2 separate regions of the Mus musculus genome follow, and region 2 is linked to region 1. Evidence: chromatin contacts called from ENCODE Hi-C or POLR2A ChIA-PET data. All regions are on one chromosome and are shown on one strand. The core of a region is the stretch at or near the end of the contact, and the rest is flanking DNA. Distances in the headings are between cores, read along the strand shown.

Region 1 (3,119 bases), core at 434-2,933:
CTGTGGTCCAGTTAGTCCAACAATGACTGCCTACTAACAGAAGGTCCAAAAATCCAGTAGTTCAGTGCATGAGGCTAGATGTTGCAGCTGGTCTTCAGCATATGCTGGAGTCTCAAGAAGTAGGCTCTAATGCCAGTGAAGGAATAGCTTGCAAGAGCAAGCTGGCAAACAGAGTTTCTTTCTCACTGCAGCAGACAAATGTGGCCCAGAGTAAAGCTGGGTCTGCTCACCTGCAAAGATCAGAATTAAAGGTGGATCTTCCCACCTCAGATCCACATTAGAAGTGGGTCTTCCTACTTCAAATGGTTTAATTAAGAAAACAATTCCTCACAGGTGTGCTCAGTCATTTGGCTTTTAGTTAATTCCAGATGTAGTCAAGTTGACAACCAAGGACAGCCATCACAGCACCTGTACCTAAGCAAGTAGAAAGCCTGGTTGACCAGATCTCTAAACACCCAAGCTTCGATCAGCCGACAGTGGCCTGCGCCCTTACCTTACCCCTCCAGTGAACCCCAGCAAAGCAGGAACTCTGAAAGCTATCTAAAGCTTCACAGATGAACCCAGACATGGAATCTCAGGGTGTAAAACAAATAATTGGCCTTTGGATTTTAAGTTTGCTTCATAACTTAAAAGTTTATCAGAACCTTTATTTTCAAGCCAACCTAATAATATTTTTGTAGGATCCCGCTTTTTAAAATTTGCATTCTTAAGTGTATTGGGCTTCCAGAAATATTTTTGGAAGTGCTAGGAATGGTAGAGTACATCTTTGATTTTGTCACTCAGAAGGTAGGGGCAGGCAGATCTGAGATTACCTTGGTTACACAGTGAGTTGCAGGCCAGCTAGGGATATTTAATAAGACACTGTCTTAAAAAAAAAAAAGTATATACACACACATTTAAGTCAGATATAGTGGCACCCATATGTAATCCCAGCATTCAGGAAGCAGAGGCAGAATTTTGAGGTTTGAGGCCAACTTGGGCTTTTTAGACCATATCTCAAACACACACACACACACACACACACACAACCTCCATACATACATACATACATATATACATACACACACACACACACACATATATATATGTTTGTATATATATATGTGTGTGTGTGTGTATATATATATATATATATGCATGCATAATACATACATACATACATACATACATACATACACACAATCTATGTAATCTCCTAATACCGTGGATACCCTTGTCATAGATTCTGTTCTATTGCTGTGAAGAGGCACTTCTTTTCTTACTCACTGTTCTGATGCTCTGCAGAGACCCATAACCAAGGAACTCTTAAAAAAGAAAGCATTTAATATGGGCTTGCTTACATCTTCAGAGGGTTAGTCCACTGTCATCATGGCAGGGAGTGTAGCTCCCCAGACATGCTGTAGCTGAGAACTACACCTTGGTGCACAGGTGTGTGCATGTATCAGGGCCGAGGGGTACCACAGAGACAGATAGAGGAACCCCACGCCCGCAGTGACACACCAGGCAACTTCCCCTCCACCCCCCTTCTGCCACTTCTAATCCTTCCATATGGTGCCATTCCCTGGTAACAAATGATTCAAACATGAGCCTGTGGGAGCCACTCTTGTTCAAACCACACACCGAAGCTCCCTGATAAAGACTATGGGTGCTGGAGACCCAACCCAGGACCTTGACATGCTAGCAAGTGCTCATCTTGAGGCCCTCCTCCAGCTTTCTAGAGATTTCAGTGTAGGAGACCAGTTGGTTCCTGTCAGCCTATTCTGACTAGGTGGCTAGCTGTCTTGGGAATCTGTGAGCAGGCAGTGAGCTGTGTTCAGTGATAACTGCCTTTTTCTTCTTCAGGAGTATACAAGCATGAAGCCGGTGATATGATGGGTGGCCACGCCATCCGCATCCTGGGCTGGGGAGTAGAGAATGGAGTTCCCTACTGGCTGGCAGCCAACTCTTGGAACCTTGACTGGGGTGATAATGGTGAGTGGCAGTCCCCCTCCTCAAACTACATAAGCAGCTAAGGGCCAGAGCATCATAGCCCCTTTGCTCCTCTGTGGCCTGAGGTGTGGACCTGACTACCTAAATGTATAGATCCTTTGGTCTAGAACCATCTGTGAGTCCCAGAGCTCCATCACATGAGCAGCATGTGACGAGAACTGATAGTTTCAGATGATGCTGGGTGTCAGGTAGCTCACCCTGGCTCCTGTGGTCCCAGCACTTAGGATGCTGAGGCTAAGGGTGGAGTGTGTGGCCAACCTGGGTTACAGAGTGGGGCATCCTATGAACATAGTAAGGGTTAGGCCAAGCTCAGAGCATACTTTGAAAGCATCTACTTTTTCTCCATCCCAGGCTTCTTTAAAATCCTCAGAGGAGAGAACCACTGTGGCATTGAATCAGAAATTGTGGCTGGAATCCCACGCACTGACCAGTACTGGGGAAGATTCTAATCTGCTTTGACTTCATTGTCCAGTCCTTAGGGGCTTTTTCCAAAATTTAGCGGCCCTGGCAGGGAATGAGGTAGACAGGGGAGTCTTTGATTCTTTGAGTTCATCTAACATGCATGAAGCTTTTGGCAAGATTTGGACGACTGGACCAGAGCTGCCTGCCATCAGAGCTACCCTCCAAACACTGTCCTTACCTGGCCTCCTCCTAGCCCATCCCACGACAGTGATCACAGTCTGCATCCTAGCCTCTCCCTAGACTAGTGCGGTTTGTAGTGCCTGCTGTTGTGGCTCTGCCTGCCATACCTCCCACCCCCATCCCCATCCCAGCATCCGAGGACCCAAGGGCTTTGACTGCAGGACTTCCAAAAGAACGAACACTTCACGAGAGGACAAATGCCACCTCTCAGCTGCATCTTGAAGCTGGTCACTTCTGGGTCTGTGGCAGGCATTCGTCAATGGCCCAGTGCAGTTCTCTGGAGAAAGCTACCTTTTCCCAAGGCATCTGCATCCATCGACATTGGTAATGTGGCCAGCTCTCCTTGGTCCTGTCCTCAGCCGATGCTTTTTCAATAGGATTTTTATGCTTTGTGTACCTCAACCAAGTATGAAGAGCTGTACTGGTTTTATAGATCACCCCCAATTGTATGGCTTAAAACAAGCTACATGGTCATGGTTTGCTGTGTG
Region 2 (3,119 bases), core at 461-2,960, 52 kb after region 1:
ACTTCCTCACAGATGGCCCTTCTGGCATCTCTGCCGGTAGAAAGCTACAAAGGAGACCCCTGACTTAGCCTGGCCTTCCCTTAGCCCAGCATGTCTGATGACCAGTGTGGCACCCCAAGGAGTGAGTTTGGGCCACCCACTTTAAGAATATAGATGCCAAAAACCAGCTGAACTGAGGTGTGGTGTGTGTGTGTGTGTATGGGGGGGGAGGGTCAAACCTCAGAGAAGACTGAGCTGGGAAAGGGATAAGGGCTTCTCAGCAATGGTTTCTCTTCCTGGCCCCTCAGCCTTAACCACACAGCAAATACTAATCACTATAGTGTGCTAGATGTCACGTAGCAGGTACTGTCTACTTCGAAGGTGCTGCCACCTCAGTGGTCAGCCACTCCTTGTTTGGTTGGTTAAGACAGAGTCTTGCTACTCCATAGCTCTAGGTGAGCTGAAACTACGTAGTCCTAGCTGTCCTCAAACGTTCATTCCAACTCTCTTCTGACTGATCCATACTTGGATCTGGCTCTCTCGGGACCACCTCAGGTAAAGGAGATCGGAACTAGTTATGTGATCTCTAGAAATGGTTCTCTATCTGTAACCACAGTGCTGGCAGAACTCGGAAGCATGACAAGTAGACAGCAGCCAGGCAGGTCTACACGTCACCCCTCCCCTCTCTGTCCTCAACCATCCAAAGTCACCGGGAGCCACCAGGATGAGATCGCCTGGGTAGCCTACACCCAGACTTTACTGAGCAGGCGTTGTCCTCCCATCCCCCACTCAAAGCTCTACCTAACCTCACCCGCCACTTACCAACACCACGCTCATAAATTGAGGTAAAAATCAACAAAGGCATACAGCGGGTAGTTATTATTGCAGTGTTTCTAAAAGCCAGGGTGGCTGTTAAGCCTCACTCTGTAGCCCAGGCTGGTCTTGAACTCTGAACAATCCTTCTGCCTCAGTCTCCCAAGTGTGAGCCATATACAACTTCCTCCCTACTAAGACATTTAAAATATACTTTAATCGAAGAATCAGGATGCCCCAGACATCCTGAAAATTCTCGTAGCTTCATAAATAACACAATCAATTATGCGATTTTTCTTTCTATCTTGAGACAGGTTTGCCTATATTTCAAATGCCAAGCTGGCCTAGAGGCCACTGTGTATGAGTGGTCTCCAGCACATCACAACCCCTGGTTTATGCTCAAACCCAGGGCATCTTGCAAGCATCCCTTTACCAACTGGGCTACGGCCTCAACGATGCTTAACTAAATTCATTTGCGCTTAGATTCCCATTCACACACTCGGAAATGTGGTAACAGTTCACCTACTCTGACCTTCAGGGAAAGCTGCCGGGCTGGAAGCCAGCTTGCCAGGCACTGGTACCCTAACCACCTCTAAGTTCAGTCTTCCTGGCTACCGGCAGAGAAAGTTCTGGAAAATACCGCCAGTATGATGCAGCATGCAGCCCTAATCTTAAATCTCTCCGGCAAGCCTTTAATCCCTCAAGGCCAGCCACACAACTACACAGAGGCCCTGTCTCAAAACAGACAAACAACTCTCCGCCCCTAGGTATGGTTTGATGGACAGGAAAAGAATGGGAAGAGCTGATGAGAGAGAACCTTGGGCTTCGTCGCTAGGGTGAGGTGGCCAGGCTGCGCAGGACGTGGTCCCTTTTCTCCAGGAGCCAGGAGAAAGTCTTAGGCCACAGCGTTTCCTAACCCTTCCGAAGGGGGAGGGAACACATGAGGGTCACGAGGGCTCAGGGAGTCGGAAGGCAACGTGATCAACAAAAACAAACTTACAACCAGGCTGCGCATGTCCAGAAGAGACACTGCTTAATTTTTCTGTGAAAACAAGTGTTAACTACGTGCACGTGTGGGCTACAGAGGGCAGGGAGGAGGCTGACGCAGCCCCAGGTGGGTCCCGGGAAGATGTACGCTCCCAGCAGTCGCAGCAGGAGTCACCATCCACCTGCGCCTTCCAGACCAGGGCGGGGAGGACGAGTTCAGCCATTGGAGCGCACGGGGTCCGTAGCCCGGTAGCTGGGGTTCCGCTGGCTCCTCCCCGGAGGGGACCGGAAGCTACTTCCTGGACTCAAGGGCTCCTCCCCCGGGCCGAGCTGGTCTTGGAGGTGGGTGGGGAGCTGCGGATTCCTCTCCTGTTAGATGCTGAAGGTGGGGTACATCCCTGATGAGGAGCTTCAGGTTTCTTCCCTGGAGGCGCTGCAGGTGGGGGTTCACTTCGGGATGGGTGATGGAGGCATCTCTACTTGGGCTCCCCCTGCAAGTAGGAGGGATGTTGCGGTCTCCTTCCCGGGGTGACCACTGGAGGCTCATCTCTCTGTCTCCCCACCCCTACCATCGCCCCCTCCCTCTCCCCTCCTGAAACCACCACCGTGATTCAAGCTCTTTCTCTGGGAAATAACTCTGGGAGCACCTTCGCCTACCCTCCAGAGTCACCATACCTCTGAGTTATCCCTCCCCATCTCAAGTCTCCCCGTTTCCTCTCCCAGGCTTGCCTGGGAAAGAGTGGACTGGTACTGAGAATAGGCAAGCGCTCAGAATCCAAAGGTCTTGAGTGGCTCAGGCCAAGGCAGACATTTCAGTTTCTCCACACCCTTCGCGAAGGTTTTTTTGTATGGGTTTTGTATTTTTGAGACAAAGCCTGGCTAGTCCTGAACTCGTGCATGAACCGACAAAGTTAGTTCCTTTAGTACTGGGATTTTTAAACACGGCTAGCACACCTGGCCTGTAACACTTTTAAAGAGTGAGATTTATTTACTTTTGCTTTGTATTATTTTAATCATCTTTGAGTTTATACTATACGCTTTTAAAACGTTGTGTATTGAAGTGTTTTCTTAAGAGATTAAAGATGATACCAGGTTATTCAAAAAATAGGTCGCCAAGAACGGTTGGAGCCAGCACTGTACAGGATGTCAAGAGACCTTTGGTGAACTCCGTGGCCTTCGGAAGTGGCTAAGGTGTCAGTCTCTGAACTTGGCCGGCATGGGGGAGACAGCCCTGCTTCAAGGAGGGGTTCAGCTAGCCTTCTACCATATCGCTGACTGTAGGGCAAGAATAGGAAGTAAGGAGAGGAGGCCTCTAGTATCTCAGAGGTACAAAGCTCCCC

What was found. A loop is a pair of places that touch in the nucleus more often than their neighbours do. ChIA-PET counts read pairs that join two places held with the same protein, here RNA polymerase II (POLR2A).
Region 2: POLR2A ChIA-PET joins it to region 1 with 11 read pairs in embryonic stem cell. The contact joins the promoter of Neil2 here to the enhancer-like site in region 1. A Hi-C loop is called at or near these places in 2 of 37 maps with a recorded cell type or tissue (T-helper 17 cell and regulatory T cell). POLR2A ChIA-PET finds 5 or more read pairs at or near these places in 2 of 5 experiments (both embryonic stem cell).

Annotation. Positions count from the first base shown.
Region 1 is chr14:63,139,892-63,143,010 of GRCm38, forward strand. Ctsb (cathepsin B) reads left to right here. Exons shown (of 10, transcript NM_007798.3): 9 at 1,843-1,971; 10 at 2,341-3,119. The coding sequence ends at 2,438. Among named protein-coding and RNA genes, the nearest start is that of Gm51283, 8.9 kb to the right of the region's middle. Within about 2 kb of position 1,684, at least 1 of the 3 ENCODE cell types and tissues checked has a DNase peak (open chromatin) inside an H3K27ac peak, as active enhancers do.
Region 2 is chr14:63,191,815-63,194,933 of GRCm38, forward strand. Neil2 (nei like 2 (E. coli)) reads right to left here and starts at 1,711. Exons shown (of 5, transcript NM_201610.2): 1 at 1,610-1,711; 2 at 1-44. The coding sequence starts at 28.